Regions from separate parts of the Homo sapiens genome. Here region 1 is linked to region 2. A link is a loop called in an ENCODE intact Hi-C map of the cell type or tissue named here. Cell type or tissue: PC-3. All regions are shown on one strand.

Evidence for each region. Hi-C counts contacts between places; a loop is a spot of excess contacts. Peaks named below come from ENCODE experiments on the same cell type or tissue, not always from the same donor. Only the 100,000 strongest peaks of a DNase experiment are listed, where the experiment ranks them.
Region 1: it touches region 2 in a loop (10-fold over the local background); 102 of 110 quality-filtered maps call a loop at or near these places.

The regions. Positions count from the first base shown.
Region 1 is chr1:245,999,404-246,007,403 of GRCh38, forward strand. All of the region lies in intron 5 of SMYD3 (SET and MYND domain containing 3), which reads right to left. Among named protein-coding and RNA genes, the nearest start is that of SMYD3-AS1, 110 kb to the right of the region's middle. In PC-3, a CTCF peak has its summit at 3,931 (motif pointing left); DNase peaks (open chromatin) are centred at 3,928 and 5,878.
Region 2 is chr1:245,148,589-245,156,588 of GRCh38, forward strand. It overlaps KIF26B (kinesin family member 26B), which reads left to right and starts at 6,397. Exons shown (of 15, transcript NM_018012.4): 1 at 6,397-6,899; 2 at 7,694-8,000. The coding sequence starts at 6,837. RefSeq lists enhancers at 4,533-5,208, 5,209-5,884 and silencers at 5,739-5,938, 7,806-8,000. In PC-3, a CTCF peak has its summit at 4,588 (motif pointing right); DNase peaks (open chromatin) are centred at 4,583 and 5,903; H3K4me3 peaks cover 3,516 bases; H3K27me3 peaks cover 5,285 bases.

The sequences.
Region 1 (8,000 bases), 850 kb after region 2:
TGTAGGTTTTTATTATTATCCTCATTTTAAAGTTAATAATTCTGAAAACCAGCAAGGTTAAGTATCTTGCCCAAGATCACAGAGCAAGACATGGCAAAACCTAGATTTAAACCCAGAAACTCTTGACCTGGAATCTATGTTTTTAAACAACTAAGCTGGTTGCCAGTATAAAAGACCTAAGAGTGAGTCAAAAAAAGAAAAAAAGAAAGAAAGAAAAAGGATTTAAGGATAGGGATGTATAAACAATTATATACTACCTAAAGCAAGAGAGAGAGAAAGAGAGATAAAGACTAATGAAACCAACATACTGCATTCTTATTTCAAAAGTCAAATATTAATTGTTCCATAAATAGTACAGGATACTACTGATCTTTTAGGCTCACCCAAGTCTCTCCCAGAAAACAAACAATAAAGCAGAAAGAGCACGGAACTCGAGGTTATAAAATCTGCTTTAAAATCCTGGCTCAATGACTTACTTTGCTTACTTCTTCATTTAGCGAGTATGTAATGAGTACCTGCTAGGCACCAGGGAACATGCTGGCTAGTTCACTCAACGTTTTGAATCCTAGTTCCTCTTTTATAAAATTGGAATAATATACCTACTTCACAGGGTTAAGAAAGCTAAATGAGATAGGCTATGACTGTTCTTGACTCCTAGTTTACACTCAGTAATGGTTGACTGAAGATGTTTTCTCTTGCCTAGTTTCTCAGAATAAAAATTCGTGATGATGATAAGATATATAAATCATGCGGCTTGGGTTTTCAATGGAGGCATTGTGACTGCCAGGCTGTAGACAAATCTACACAGCTACTCGGCTCCTTGTGCCCCACCCTCTTTCTTACCCTTAAGCTGGCAAGATGATGACACATGGCAGGGCACCGATAAGTGTCGGTTTTTTTCTGTTCTTCCCAGAAGGGGTGGGAAGAGACAACAGAAAGGAGAAAGGAAAAGGAGACAGGAGAAAAAAGGAACATGGAAGAAAAAAAAACAGAATGTGAAGATGGAGATAGGATATTACTTCCTTCCCTTCTCTCCCACTGGGGTAGAAAGGGCTGTGGTCTGCAGGGGGCGTCCACCTTCCATTTCTCTCTAGAATGTCCCATAGCATCAACCATGCCCCTAAACCAAAAATGACACAAACCTTCTCCAGACTCTAAAAAGCCCCTTTGGACCACACAGGACTTCTCTCTGTTTCCCCCTCCCCTGGACACCACCATACACACAGTTCAATGATGACCTTTTATTTTGCATCATGGCCAAAACAGTTATTAAGGAGTTTCATTTCCAGGGCGCTCACTAATCAAGATAACAGAGACTAAAATACAAGGCCTACAAGCCTTACACTCATCACTGGTGATTCGCTGAGTTCACCTTGTCAAGTAAACTGTAAGATGCTGGAAGACAGAGAACGTATCTAACAGAACATATCTATCAGTGAGTATTTGCTAAAGCCACATCTTGACTTATGACATATGGAGTGTTTGGAAACAGAAGATCACATTTCTACATTCCACATAGATCGAAAGTCTAGCTAACTTAGAGACTGCTTTATTTTGTCCGAGTAAGGTTTTCCTTAATTTCTAAAGTTCTGTGATGGTAAGAAGAAGCCCACCAATTATCAGCCCATTTACACCACTTCACTCAAGTCTTACGAAATGAGGCCGCTGTCCTGCGCCCCCGACGAGGAGGGAAACGAGACTGATGCAAATGATACTCTAAGGCCAACAGACAGAACCATATTTAGGATCCTATCGGGCTAGCTCCAAACGCTGCCTTCCCACCTATTCACCTGAAGTTCCTTGTAATTTGTTAGTGTGAATTAAATGACATCTCGGAAAGTGTTGCTTCTGACTAGTGAGAAAGTTTTATGTCAAGAGAAGATGAATTGCTCCAAGGAGAAAAATATGCCAGGCAAGTCCAAACACGTCTGCCTACCTACAAGTATGATTCCCACAAGCACGTCCTCCTCTTGCCAACCCATCTTCAACCTTATAGGGTGCAGATGTTTTTGAAAGTTTCTCCTTGCTCCAGGTACTATGGAAGAGACAGTGTCTGGCTTCATCCTGGAAACCATGGGGTATGTGGCATCCATCATGTTTTGGAGATGGGCCGTTTTTACATTAGCCACCCTTGCCAAAATCTAAGAAGCATGGCTGTTTCTCATCATGTGGTCGCTGGCTCTGCGAGCTGTGGTTTGAAGACGGAAACAATAATAATCCTATACATAAATGACTAACATTTTATGGGGAAGACAGAAAATAGTTTAAATGTTTTCCATGATCCTCTTTTTGAACTACAAATGATAGTCAAACAGGGGTCATTGCCCTGGCTGATAATTTTCAGAATTGCAGACCCTACAGTAAATAACATTCACAGATGGTTCCTTTCTTTGAATATCAATGCTCTGCCTTTTGGGAGCTGGCAGCTACTCAGAGAAGAGCATTAAACTGGCCAGAAAGAGACCTGGGATCCTCTGGATCTCTTTCCTTTGTTCAGAACAAGAGATTTTGACAGATTCTCCGGCCGCCAGTCTTCCAGCTCTGGTTTCCAGCTCTGGTTCTGGGCGATCCCCAAGAGATCACAGATACTTTGTATACTTTCCACATCCACCACTGTAATTGCAGAGTCCCTATCTTCCTTACGATTCTGTTTACTAGAACCAAACCCATCATTTTTGAGACATTGCCAAATTCACTGCAGGAACAAGTCATAAGTCCACTGAGAAGCGCATGCCAGTTGTGAGGAGACTCCGGTCTGACGGGCAAGATGACCACCTCCTTTTTATTTTATTATTTTTTTAAATGGAGTCTCGCTCCGTCACCCAGGCTGGAGTGCTGTGGCGCGATCTCGGCTCACTGCAAGCTCCGCCTCCCGGGTTCACGCCATTCTCCTGCCTCAGCCTCCCGAGTAGCTGGGACTGCAGGCTCCCGCCACCACGCCCGGCTAATTTTTTGTATTTTTAGTAGAGACGGGGTTTCACCGTGTTAGCCAGGATGGTCTCGATCTCCTGACCTCGTGATCCACCCGCCTCGGCCTCCCAAAGTGCTGGGATTACAGGCGCCCGCCACCACGCCCGGCTAATTTTTTGTATTTTTAGTAGAGACGGGGTTTCACCATGTTAGCCAGGATGGTCTCGATCTCCTGACCTCGTGATCCGACCGCCTCGGCCTCCCAAAGTGCTGGGATTACAGGCGCCCGCCACCACGCCCGGCTAATTTTTTGTATTTTTAGTAGAGACGGGGTTTCACCATGTTAGCCAGGATGGTCTCGATCTCCTGACCTCGTGATCCGACCGCCTCAGCCTCCCAAAGTGCTGGGATGACAGGCGCCCGCCACCACGCCCGGCCCATTATTATTTCTTTAGAGACGGGGTCCTGCTCTGTCACCCAGCCTAGAGTGCAGTGGTGCAATCATCGCTCACCGCAGCCTCGACCTCCTGGGCTCCAGTGATCCTTCCACCTCCCTCTCCCAAAGTGCTGGGATCACAGGCCTGAGCCTCCGCGCCCGGCCACCTCCTCTTACAGTAGTTCCCAACCCATTCTTCGGCCTCACTGCATGGCTCACACGGAAACATCTCAGTTTACCACCGCACGATGTAAGTGCGTTCTACACTCACCAAAGAGAAAAGAAGTCTGAAGGATAAGGCAGAGAAGAGAAAGGTTGTAGGTAGGAGGATTGGTGAGCAGGGAAGAGATATGATGGAAGAGGCGGAGGGAAAGACGGTAAAGGGGCGAAGAAATGCCAAGTGAAGATGTGTAGGCACACAGAAGAACCGAACCCAGAACCAGAAAGGGGAAAAACTCTATTGTTCTGTGGGGCTCCAATTCACAGGTCATTAGGCTTTGGAGGATCCCCACAGAAGGTTGTCATCTGCTTCTCAAACCTCTGGCAGGGGCATCAGGTGTAGCTATGCTACCACAGCGCCATCTGGTGGAGCGGTGGGACTTATCATGACCTAATCAAACTCTTTTAGGACTAATTCCGTCTTGCAACAATTCCAGGCAATAAATACAGGTGACAGGATATATTATTGAGGAATATGGACAGCTGAAGTTCACACATTGTTACGTCCTATGGATTATCTCCTCTCAGAACAATTGTAGAGTAACTTTACAATCCACATACTGAAAGATTCCCTCCCCATTCCTTTTTATCTCTTCCCACCCCATTTTGAACGGCTCAGCTATCAACAAAATTTTCAATAAGAAATACATTGCCTTTAGATGTACCTTTTTCAGCAATGTAAAACTACCTTGCTTATTATTCCAATGATCTGAATTTTGAGCATCTCTTTAAATTACATACAGATCAATGTCATGAAGCATTAAATTTATTATAATATGTAATATAAATATCTCACACATCTAGTCATTAAACACTAATATTTACTTTGTTGCCTTTCTTTCTCCACAGTTTTCCCATGTGATTCTCTTAAGAACAAAATATAATACAGTCGTGTAAATCTAAGTGATTTATTACACAAGTGATTATCCTAGAGATACTGGGACCCACGACTTGGGGCTCCACCAATGTTCCTCTGTTATATAAGCTCAGGTATGAGTTCTGGGAAGCCACAGGGCATGGGAGCAAAACCACATGCTTTGGCTCAGACCTCGATTGGAATTCGGGCACCGCCACTTACTAAGGGGCCTTCTCAAGCCTGTCTCCTATCTGTAAAATGGGAATGAGCCTACCGACTTCATAGGATTGCTGTGAGGATTAAATGGAAATCGGTACGCAAAATGGCCAGCACAGTGCTAACATCTAGAAGGTGCTGCCCAGCCCCAAAGAGATCTACCAGAGAAATAATAATTCTCATTTTTAGTCAAGCTACAAAATAAGACTCCTCATTTCTGATTTGTTTTATAAAAATGCAAAAAAGAGAGAGAAGAAAAGCCTTCCAAGATTCTGATACCGCTCACCCCAGTTTTCACTTGAAAGTCAACCAATGAATGAGCACCAGGGTGAAGATGGAATTCTGCCAGCCACAGTACCTGCAAGAGTCCACAACACACTTGACTTTCATTCATGTGTACTACAATCCTGTGGGTTAAAGGGCCATAAAAGTTGTCCTGGTTTTTCTTATACTTCAAAGGAAGCAATTTAATGGCCATGAATGACAGCCTCCCGATTACACTGTAACTATGAAACACGACTGTTCTGGAATGATTTCCAGGCTGGCTCCCTCACCAAAGGAACTTCAAGGTAAGAATTTAAACAAAATAACCTTTCCAGGCTTTCATCCAGCTTCCTCATGCAAGAGGCTCTATCCTTGGGAGCCCAGGGAATGTATGTGCACACAAAGGGTTACGTAGGGTTGAGGCCAGACAGAGGGTGGTCTGGAGAGTTGTGTTGAGGCAGGGCAACCCAGAAAATGGACAGCACTGTTCCCTGGGGAGGCCTATATGCTACAGACACTATAAGAAATAAAAGAATAAGGGATAATAATTTTTTTTTTGAGACAGCGTCTCACTCTGTCACCCAGGTTGGAGAGCAGTGGTGCAATCATGACTCGCTGCAGCCTCAACCTCCTTGGACTCAGCTGATCCTCCCACCTCGGCCTCCCGAGTAGCTGGGACTACAGGCGTGCACCACCATGCCTGGCTAATTTTTTTGTATTTTTTTCTAGAGATGGAGTTTCTCCATGTTGCCCATGCTGGTCTCAAACTCCTGCGCTCAGGCCATCTGCCCATCTTGGCCTCCCAAAGTGCTGGTATTATATGCATGAGCCACTGGGACTGGCCTAATTTTAACATTTTAAGGGGGAAACATTACATGAAGAATGTTGGTTACAAAGAAAAACCTCAAAAATGTGGGCTCTGCCTATCTTACTGCCATTGCTTAATTAGCCAGATAGAGCAAGCCAAAAATATTCCCATTGCCCTATGACTCAGCAGACAAGTATAAATGTTTCTCACAGTAGCAAAGCAAACGCTTACAGCTGGAAGACCATCACATATGGTGGAGCCAACGCTGTACTTGGAACTGGATTTGATTTTCAATCCTGGTTTCTCAATTAACTAGCTCTCTGACCTTGGGCAACTTCCCTGAACATTGGTTTGCTCATCTAAAATGCGGATAGTCACCTGTCTCTATAAAGGGCTACCCATTAAATTAGAGGATGTGAGGATAAGCAAATCAAAACTCCCTTGGTATGTCCTATGCCTCCTCTCAGCTGGAATACAGCAGGGCCTAGGAAACAGGTCCAGTTTTCTGCAGAGAGTCATATGGGCATAGTTTAAGCATGTAAAGGGGCACGCTTACAGTGATGTTATAAAAGCAAAACACAAGTACCTGCTTACTGCAGAATCCTCTCACAAACAGAGAATCCTATGAAAACTGCAAAAGGGATAAAGAAAGAAAAAGTGGGGGAAGCCAGGTCCTTCAAACCTCCAGTCAGCAGTCACTCTCAATCATTACCAGACGTCGTCACTGAATTTAGGGCCCCTGTCAGAACCAGCACACATATGGAGCCGTGGTTACAGGCCAGAACACACACCTCTTGACATTTAAAGATGTTCATCTTCAATTGGCCTCCATATGAGATGTGGAGTTTGAGAACCTAATTGTTCCCAAGCTCTGTGAATGGGTTTTATATACTCCGAAGACAGCTAGATATTGAAAGGGGAGAAAAGGCGGGATCTTGACATTTGGGAAGCAATTCTACTACACTGTTTTAGGATTGGTTTTAAAAATTAAAGACGGTGATTTGATGTTTGTGTTGAAAGCACAACCACGTCCTGACTGCTAAAAGAAATCTAACCTATATGTCATGGTCCCCCAAAGCCCCAAAGTGGATTTTAAAGTTGTTAAAGTAAAAATCTACTTTGTAGGAAGAGCCCGCCTTGCTATTCTACCTTAAAACTGATGAGCGAGTTGGAGGGACTGGGATGTTGGAGGGGCTGGGGTGCTGGAGGGGCGGCGGGGGGCGGGACAGGGGAGACACGGGTGGTGAGGAACAGTCCAGGGATATCCAGGCTGGACCCACGTAGGTTCCTCTTCCTACCAAAGGGGAACTGGGACGTGCTCCCTGTTTCCCAGACGGAACTCCTGGGTGATAATGTGAGAAGCCCTTACTGCACATCTGTCTTTCCCCACATACTTACAAAGTTAGGGGGAAAGCTGGAAAGTGATATGCAGCCCCTGTATAATTCTGACTTATTCTCAGAAGATTTTTTAAAAAACTAAAAAATAAATGGAAATCAGCTGCAGCCTTCCTGATGTGTGAATAGAGACAATTTAAAAGACATCAAGTGCCAAATACTGACCTGTCTCGCCTAACAAAACTGCCCTGTCTTTCAGCCCACTGAGAACAGAGGGACACACACCACAGGGAGGTGAGCTGTCTCGGAAGGAGCCCTCCACGCAGACCCCACAGCTATATTAACTGTGCTTAACGTAATCATGAACACATAATCGCGGGGCTATTGAAGACTCCATAACAAACAAGATCAAGGAGCCTGGAGCCTCTAAAACATGAAAACCAATTAGCACTATGAAATCTAAGAGCAGACACAGCCAGAGCTCGAGAAAAGGCATGGGCAGGAGCTGGACTGCTCAATCCTGCTCACTCCTCCCTTCCTTCCTGTTACACGGTTCTGTTCTGAGGTGCTGCTGAGAGGGGCTTCCTCTCCTGGGCCAGAACTGAGGCTAAGGCCCGAAGCTGAGGACAGAAAGTGATCAACTCCCCACATTCTAAAGAGGCTGCTGGAGAAGCGGCCACGACTGGGGCCTGACATCCTTCTCTAGGGATTATCAGGCAGCACTCTGCTACCCATCCCACAGGACCGTAACTTATCCTTCCCAATCCGTAGAAAGCAAGACTCTGAAGCATGTGCGTTTGTCTTTGGCCTTGTGGGAGGTTTCTATTCAAGAGGAAAACTGATGCCATGAAGGATGGGATGAGGTGCTTTCTCTTCCCAGAAGGGAAAGATTTGGGTGCCTCGTGAAAGGGAGTCTGGAGTCAGCTCCCTGGTCAATGATCTACTTGCAGAGACAA
Region 2 (8,000 bases):
AATCTTTTTTAAGTTTTCTCCCCCAACCCCAAAACAAAATAAAATTAACAACCAAAAAAAAATGTATCACTCTGACTACACAAATTTGGTTCATATCTTTTCTCTCTATCTACCTTTATCATCTGAACTTTTAATTTCAGACTGAAATCAAGCCTTGGAATTTAGCGTGGAAGGAATTTATAAGGCTAAAATGATTAATGATTGAAATGATATTTCAAGAGTGGAAACCCTTTCTCAGCTTGCAGGATAACAACCCTCCTCTTATACCACAATAATGACCAGGCACACAGATTCACGTTACCAGCTTGCCGATGACTCTCTGGTGGCCCCCGCATGATCATACGGTCCTCAGAACACCAGAAGATCATATGCAAATATTGTCTGCATATTCATCAAGATACCACGTGGCCAGTGTAAGCTGCTTTAATTATTCTTCAAGGAGAAACACAGCCGTCTCTAGCACACGCACTTCAGTGGCTCTGTCGGCATGTTGGTGCCTGAACTGATATGGAAATTATTTCGAAAGCAAAATATTGAAGAGGAGTGAAATCTGCTGTACTGTACAGTCAACTTAGCAATTAGAAGTTGCCAGCCTTTTTTTTTTTTTTGAACAGTCTTGCTCTGTTGCCCAGGCTGGAGTTCAATGATGCCATGTTGGCTCACTGCAACTTCTGCCTCCTGGGTTCAGATGATCCTCCCCTCAGCCTCCCAAGTAGCTGGGACTACCAAGCATGCACCACCACATCTAGCTTTTTTTTTTTTTGTATTTTTTGTAAAGATGAGGTCTCGTTATATTGCCTGGGCTGGTCTTCAACTCCTGGGCTCAAACAGTCCACCCACCTTGGCCTTCCAAAGTGCTGGGATTATAGTTGTGAGCCACCGCACCTGGCTGGTTTTTTATTTCTGATTTATACTTTCAGACTTTCAAAAACACAATGATATAATATATTTTAGCTATAAAATTTATGATCTATTCACCCCTGAGTTATAAATAATGGGAAAGCTAAACTGCATTCTCTGAAATATAAAAGTCCCGTGAGGCATTCCCAAAGAAGTTATGTCCATTTAATAATTAAGCAACAAGGAATATGGAATAAAAATTTCATTCTTAGCCAGGTAATGGACTTTAGCTTTCTTTGCACTTTGTACTCATGGATACACCAGAAAGATATGTTTTTCACCCAGGGATATCAACGGAATCAATAAATTGATGTTCATAGAAGCTCTTGGTGGCCGGGTGTGGTGGCTCACACCTGTAATCCCAGCACTTTGGGAGGCCGAGGTGGGCAGATCACTTGAGGTCAGGAGTTCAAGACTGGTCTGGCCAACATGGTGAAACCCCGTCTCTACTAAAAATACAAAAATTAGTCAGGCATGGTGGTGCATGCCTGTAGTCCCAGCTACTTGGGAGGCTGAGGGATGAGAATCACTTGAACCCGAGAGGTGAAGGTTGCAATAAGCTGAGATCTTACCACTGCACTCCAGCCTGGGGAACAGAGTGAGGCTCCGTCTTAAAAAAAAAAAAAAAAAAAAAAACTCTTGGCTTTTATAAGCCAGTATATAATTTTTTCATTCTTAAAATGAGTGTCTTTTCCCACCTAAATCTTGAAGTAATAGTGTTAACATCCTCAAATGTGAAGAAGAAAAACATGTATATTTATAATCTATATCATTTATCTATCTATGAGTAATGAGTAAAGGTTTCAGTTGCAACACTGAAATTCCTCAGTCTAATAGAGAATCAAATTATAGCTACAGGCTGCTAATTCATAGAAAGAAAACCCTTGAAACAACAAGAATTCCAAAAGCCCAAGGTAGATCTGAAAAAGCCACCGTTAAAACTAGAATTCGGGAGTATCTTATGTACAACGTTGAATTTCCCAAAGAAAACTCTCATAAACTGACAACAATGACCAACCCATTTAAGGGCCCTGGAGAATGGCCAGAAGCAGGCAGAGACTGGAAGGGGTTCGAAGATCTAATCCTTAAAAGAAGGGTTCTAGGGCCCTCCTTCCAGTCTGCTGAGCACTGTGACTAGAGCACAAGAAAAAAGCCAGTCGTAGGGTTTGAGGCATTCCATGGTGAAGTTCAGGGCTGTCAAGAGTAGCTGGAGAGGGGGAAGGAGAATCCAGGAAAGGAGAGAGCCACACTGGGGCAGCCCTGAAATCCACTAAAATTTCCCTCAAATCTGGCTGATGAGTTGAACTCTGAACACCCAGAAGAGCTGCAGGAAGTCGAGAGAAGGCAGGAACTGCATGGTGAAGGAGTTGAGCAGAGACTGCAAGTCCTGTCAAGTGCACGGAGCAGAGTTGGAGTCTGAGTTCCAAGTTAGAGGGGACTGGCAAAGCGGTTAGGCTTTCCATTGAAGCTGCAGAAGGGCTGCGCCTCGGGGATAAAGAACAGTCCCAGGACTAAGGGATTTTCCTTAGATCTCAGGGCAAAAGCTAGTTAGAACCACTCAAAGAAAGCATGAAACCAAGCCTCCTCAAGTTCGAGGTGACCCATCAGTAACTTAACTGCCTGCTAGAACAAAAATCAATACTCCTCAAGGAAGGGAATAGAATCTAGCATCTCTATGATGTAGCATCTACAATATTCAATATACAGTTACAATTTCTTGAATATGAAAAGAAACAGGAAAATGTGATTCCGAGTCAGTAGAAAAATCAGTTAATAGAAAGTGACCCCCAAATGAGTCAGAGGTTGGAATTCAGACAAGAACTTTAAATACGCTACTGTAAATATGTTTAAGGATTTAAAGGGGGAAAAAAACAGAGAACTGGAAACACACACACACACCCACACACATATGCAATTTTTGGATCAGCTGCATCAGCTTAACAGCAGATTGGAGGCAGCTGAAGCAAAGGTTGGCGAACTTAATAAAGGAGCAATAGAAATGATTCCGTCTGTAAAGAGGTAAAAATGTAAATAATGAACAGAGTTTCAATAACCTATAAGACAATATCAAGCACTGTAATAACAAACATGTAATTGGTATCCCAGAAGGAGAGGAAAAAGAGAGAACAGGGCAGAAAAAAATATTTGACTAAGTAGTGGCTGAGAATCCCCCAAATTTGGTAAAAAACTTACAGATCAATTTACAGATCCTAGAAATTCAGCAAACCCTAACCAGGATAAATACAAAAAGTAACACATATAGAAATATTATAGTCAAATTACTGAAAACCAGAGGCAAAGAAAAAATCTTCAAAGAACTCAGAGAAAAAAAGACACATTACATACAGGAGACTGTCCATATGAATTACTGCTGACCTCTCATCAGAAACAAGGAAGGCCAAAAAGCAATGAATGACATCCTCAAAGGGCTGAAAGAAAAATAACTGTCAATCAGGAATTCTACGTCTAGCTAAACGATTCTTCAAACACAAAAGTGAAACAAAGACATTTTCAGATAAGCAGAATCTGAGAATTTGTTGCCAGGAGACCCTCACTATAAGAAACACTAAAAGAAATGACCCAGTTAGAAACTTGCCTCTAAAGGAAAAAAAATAAAGAGCCCCAGACATGACAAAACTGGGTAAATATAAAAAACTTGACATTTTCACTGAAAGACAACAGATTGTTTCAAGTAAAATTGATGAAATTGTTTTGTGGATTTTATAATGCATGTAGATGTAAAATATATCAAATTAGTAGCACAAAGGAGGAAGGTAAGATGGAGAGGTTGCAAGTCTACATTTTAGGTGAAGCGGCACAATGTTAATTCTAAGTAGCCTATGAAATGTTAAAGATTCATATTATAGGCCAGGTATGGTGGTTTCATGCCATAATCCCAGCACTTTGGAAGGCGGAGGCGGGAAGACAGCTTGAGCTCAGGAGTTTGAGACCAGCCTGGGCAACACAGGGAAACCTTGTCTCTACTTAAAAAAAAAAAAAATTAGCCAGGTGTGGTGGTGTGCACCTGTAGTCCCAGCTACTAGGGAGGCTGAGGAGAGAGGATCATTTGAGCCTGGGAGATGGAGGCTGCCGTGTGCCATAATAGCGCCACTGCACTCTAGCCCAGGCAACAGAGTGAGCCCCTGCCTCAAAAAAAAAATCCATATTATAATCATCAGAGCTAAAAAGTCAACAGAGAGATGAAACTGGAATACTGAAAAGTTATTCAATTAACAAAAAAAGGCATGAGAGACAGAAGAATGAAAGAGAGTAGAGATAGAAAACAGACCCATACTAGCAACAACATGAAACTCAAAAACCTGTGTTAAGTGAAAAAAGCCAAACCCAAAAGAGTACATGCTGTACGGATTCTATGAATTAAAAACCCTTCCAGATCAGTCCACACTAACCCATGCTGATAGAAATCAGAACAGTAGTTTCTTATGAGAGGTGGGGATTGCCTGGGAAAAGGTAGATAACCTTCAAGAGGGACAGGAATTTATAGATGTTGATCGAGGTGGTGGCCTACGCAGAGTACACGTTTGTCAAAATTCATAGAACTTAACAATTAAAATGTGTGCGTTTCATCTTATGTATATACATTTTACATAAACATCAATTTTTGAAAGCTTCTTAAAAACTCTTGCAGAGCCTCCGGTTATAAACTTTAATCAACAGAGGGCGCTCGGAGCCCACCAAACACGCTTTGGGCCCCCAGCTACTTAGAAATGCAAATCAGAGCAGCTCTGGGCTCCCCCGTCTCCGAGGTGGATCGCGCAGCTCCCCAACACTCCCCCTCGACACCCCACCTTCCCCACCCGCGGCCTCGCCGGCTCGTTTCACCACACGCTGCTTTTTGGCTGATAAGCGGCTCGTGGCCAATGGCGATGATGTGTTTCGCGGCACCTACGCGAAATACAGATGCGGGTGGGAGCTGGCGCGTGCTGCCTGGAGGTGTACCTGCCCCCTAAGGTCCCCTATTGATAGGATCGCTTTTAAATTGGAAGTGGGAACGTAACGGAAACGTCCACTCTGTTCTTGCCATCTTCCTTTTGACCTTTTTACCTCGCTTTGGTGGCTGTGAAATATTCCCGCGCAGGAGCTGGAGCGGGGAGGAGTGGGGCAGAGCACGGGAGGCACAGAAGAAATTGTCCCCGAGGAAGGCAGAGTGGGGGCGTGGCCCCAGGCTTCCAGAACCCCGAACCTTTGTCTTCTTGCCCCCTCCTGCGTCGTCCACAGCTCAGAAGGAAGTCAGCGACCAGAAAGCCCTGAACGTCCTTCGCGCCCTCGCCCACCCCCGGGCTGGGTCTCCCCGCGGGCGCGGAGATGCCGTTACACCCCACGTGATCCCTGCGCCCGGCCAGTCCTTCCAGAGGCGTCTCGCGGGGTGTTAATTAAAGGTCACAACAAAACAGACCTGCTGGCTCACCAGAAGAAATGTCCTCCCGTGAAATGAAAAATGACACCCCAGAGCAGCCACGTGTGGAGCCTGGCATACGCCGGCTTCCTGCGCTCCTGGGCGCTGCGCCGGGGGACTGGGGCGGGGGGCGATCGGAGAGGGAGCGATGACGGGGTGCTCCGGAGACCCCGCGGGGCCCAGGCGCAGGAAGAAACGGGCGGCGGGGGGCGAGGGGCCCGATCCCACGCAAGGAGAGGCCAAGGCCAGCTCGCGCCACACCCCCTCTCCAGGCCAGAGTCGTCCGCGTGCAGCGCGGCGAAGCCCTCAGTTTCCCCTGCCCGGCAGCGGCCCGCTGGGTCACCAGGCTCACCTGTCCCAGCCCCGGGCGGCTTAGTCCATCACAGACCGGGGCTCGGGCGGGCGGGGGACCAAGGGCCCTAGTCCTGCGGCTGCGGTCGGGGAGGGTGGCCCCCCGGCCGGCCCGGGGTCGGTAGGGCAATTCCAGAAAAGGTTTGCCCGGCAGCTCTCCGAGAACAAAGGGCGGGGGGAGGACCCGGCATGTTTGTGGACTTGTTTGTGACTCAATCCCTTTTGCACGGCGTTTCACAGACAGACCTGCAAGCCTTGTCAGGAAGAGAAAGAACTTGGGGGCGGGGGAGGCTGGGGCACCGCATTTCCGTCCAGCCACGCTCGCTCGCGCGGCCCCCGGGCTCCAGGCTCGCGCAGCGGCGTTTCATTAGAGCCCCGGGCCCGGGCCGCGCGCCAGGAACTTCCCCGCACGCGGCGAGATCGACGATCCCCCGCCCCCAGCCCCAGCCCGGCTCCAGGCCTCGCAATGTCAGGCACGAGCGCCGCCACATAAAATGGATCCCGGCCGGCGCGGCGAGGGCGGCAGGTTCCCGAGGCTCCTCCGCGCTGCGCCCGGGCGCACACGCGCGCTGTGACCGCCGACCGCTCCCGGGCCACGCGGAGCCGCCCCTCTCCCGGCCCTCGCGCAACTGTCAGGCGAAACGGGCCGGCGGATATTGGCTCGGCGACACGCCGAGGCTCCTCCCCGAGTCTGGATCTTTATATTTTGGGAGAATTTCTTTGAACTCAGTTACCAAGCTCGGTGAAGGAGACAAGTTCCCACAGCTGACTCGGCTCGGCTCTCCCACCTTCCCGGCAGCGGCCGCGAGCCCTGATTGTATCCCTCGCTTTCCTCGTGGGGGAGCACGGACTGACTTGGCTGAAGAAAATGCCAGTTCTGTGGATGTGGCCGTGACAAGAGGACGTGCGGCTGGAAGAGGCAGAAGGGGACGAGGAAAAGCATGCTTTGAAGAGAAGAATAAACCAGCGACCCCAACCCTTTCTGCAAATTGGTGCTATTACTTGTGGGATCCATTTGCTTTCATTCCCTCCCACCCCACCGCTGAAGAAACCTTGCCCTGAGGGCTGAGAGCCAGCCCCCTGCAGCCGGGGGACGCTTCTGGGTTGGAGGACCTTCTGGATGTAGCGTCGGTGGAACCTTTAGATACTCTCCTCTGGAAAAGCCACCATGAATTCGGTAGCTGGGAATAAAGAGAGGCTTGCGGTCTCCACCAGGGGCAAGAAATACGGGGTAAGTTGTGACGGTACGACGCGGAGACGCGTTACCAGACCCATCTCGGCGGAGGTCCCCCTTTCCCCGGGATCGTGCGGCCCCGGCCCCGAGCTCTCCCCCGCTGCAGAGGCGCCCCCGGGGCTGGCGGGGTTGTGAGTGCGCGGAGGCGGGTCGGCCGCGGGGACGCCCGCACGCTCGCCTCGCTCTCGGAATTTTTTCAGCCCTCTCGTTCCTTCCTTTCCACGCACCCGTAACTTTTGCCGCATTCCTGCACTTCTAGGCAGAGTGAAGCCGAAGGGGAGGGTTTCCCATGAATGCTGGGCAGTACCTCGGATCGTTTAGCTGGAGCCGTGAGAGCCTCTCGTTTACCTGCAGGATCCGGAGAGTTGGACCCCGTATGAATAAAAATCCTGAAATCACAGCCCTCCCCCTACCCCCCCCATAGGGTCTTCCAGGATTTTGTTCCCGGGATCTTGCTGGGATAGGTGCCGGCTTCAAAAGCGTGGGGCGCTGAACCTATGGATCCCCCCCGCCTTGCAGAAGCCGTGGAAACGGCCCCGAGCGAGTCCCCTTCCTGACCCCAGGAGGAGGCCACCGGGGACCAGCGCAGGGGTCACCTGGGCGGTGGGGACTCACTTAAGGACAATTAACGAGACAGACGGAGGGCAATTTGGCCGCAGGGCTTGGAGAGGTCCCCAACCGACTCCCGTGGGCGGTTCGAGCGGGTACTTGGTGGCGCACGTATGACCCAGCTCCTGGGCGCTGCAGCCCGCCGCCTTGCAGCCCCTGACACCGGCGTGTCTTCCCCGCAGGTGAATGAAGTCTGCTCGCCCACCAAGCCCGCAGCGCCCTTCTCCCCGGAAAGCTGGTACCGGAAAGCATACGAGGAGTCGCGCGCCGGCAGCCGGCCCACTCCTGAGGGCGCGGGCTCAGCGCTCGGCTCCTCGGGGACCCCGTCTCCCGGCTCGGGCACCTCGTCCCCGAGCTCGTTCACCGGCTCCCCGGGACCCGCCTCCCCCGGCATCGGCACTAGTTCGCCGGGCTCCTTGGGCGGCTCTCCGGGCTTCGGCACAGGCTCCCCGGGCTCCGGCAGCGGCGGCGGCTCCTCCCCCGGCTCGG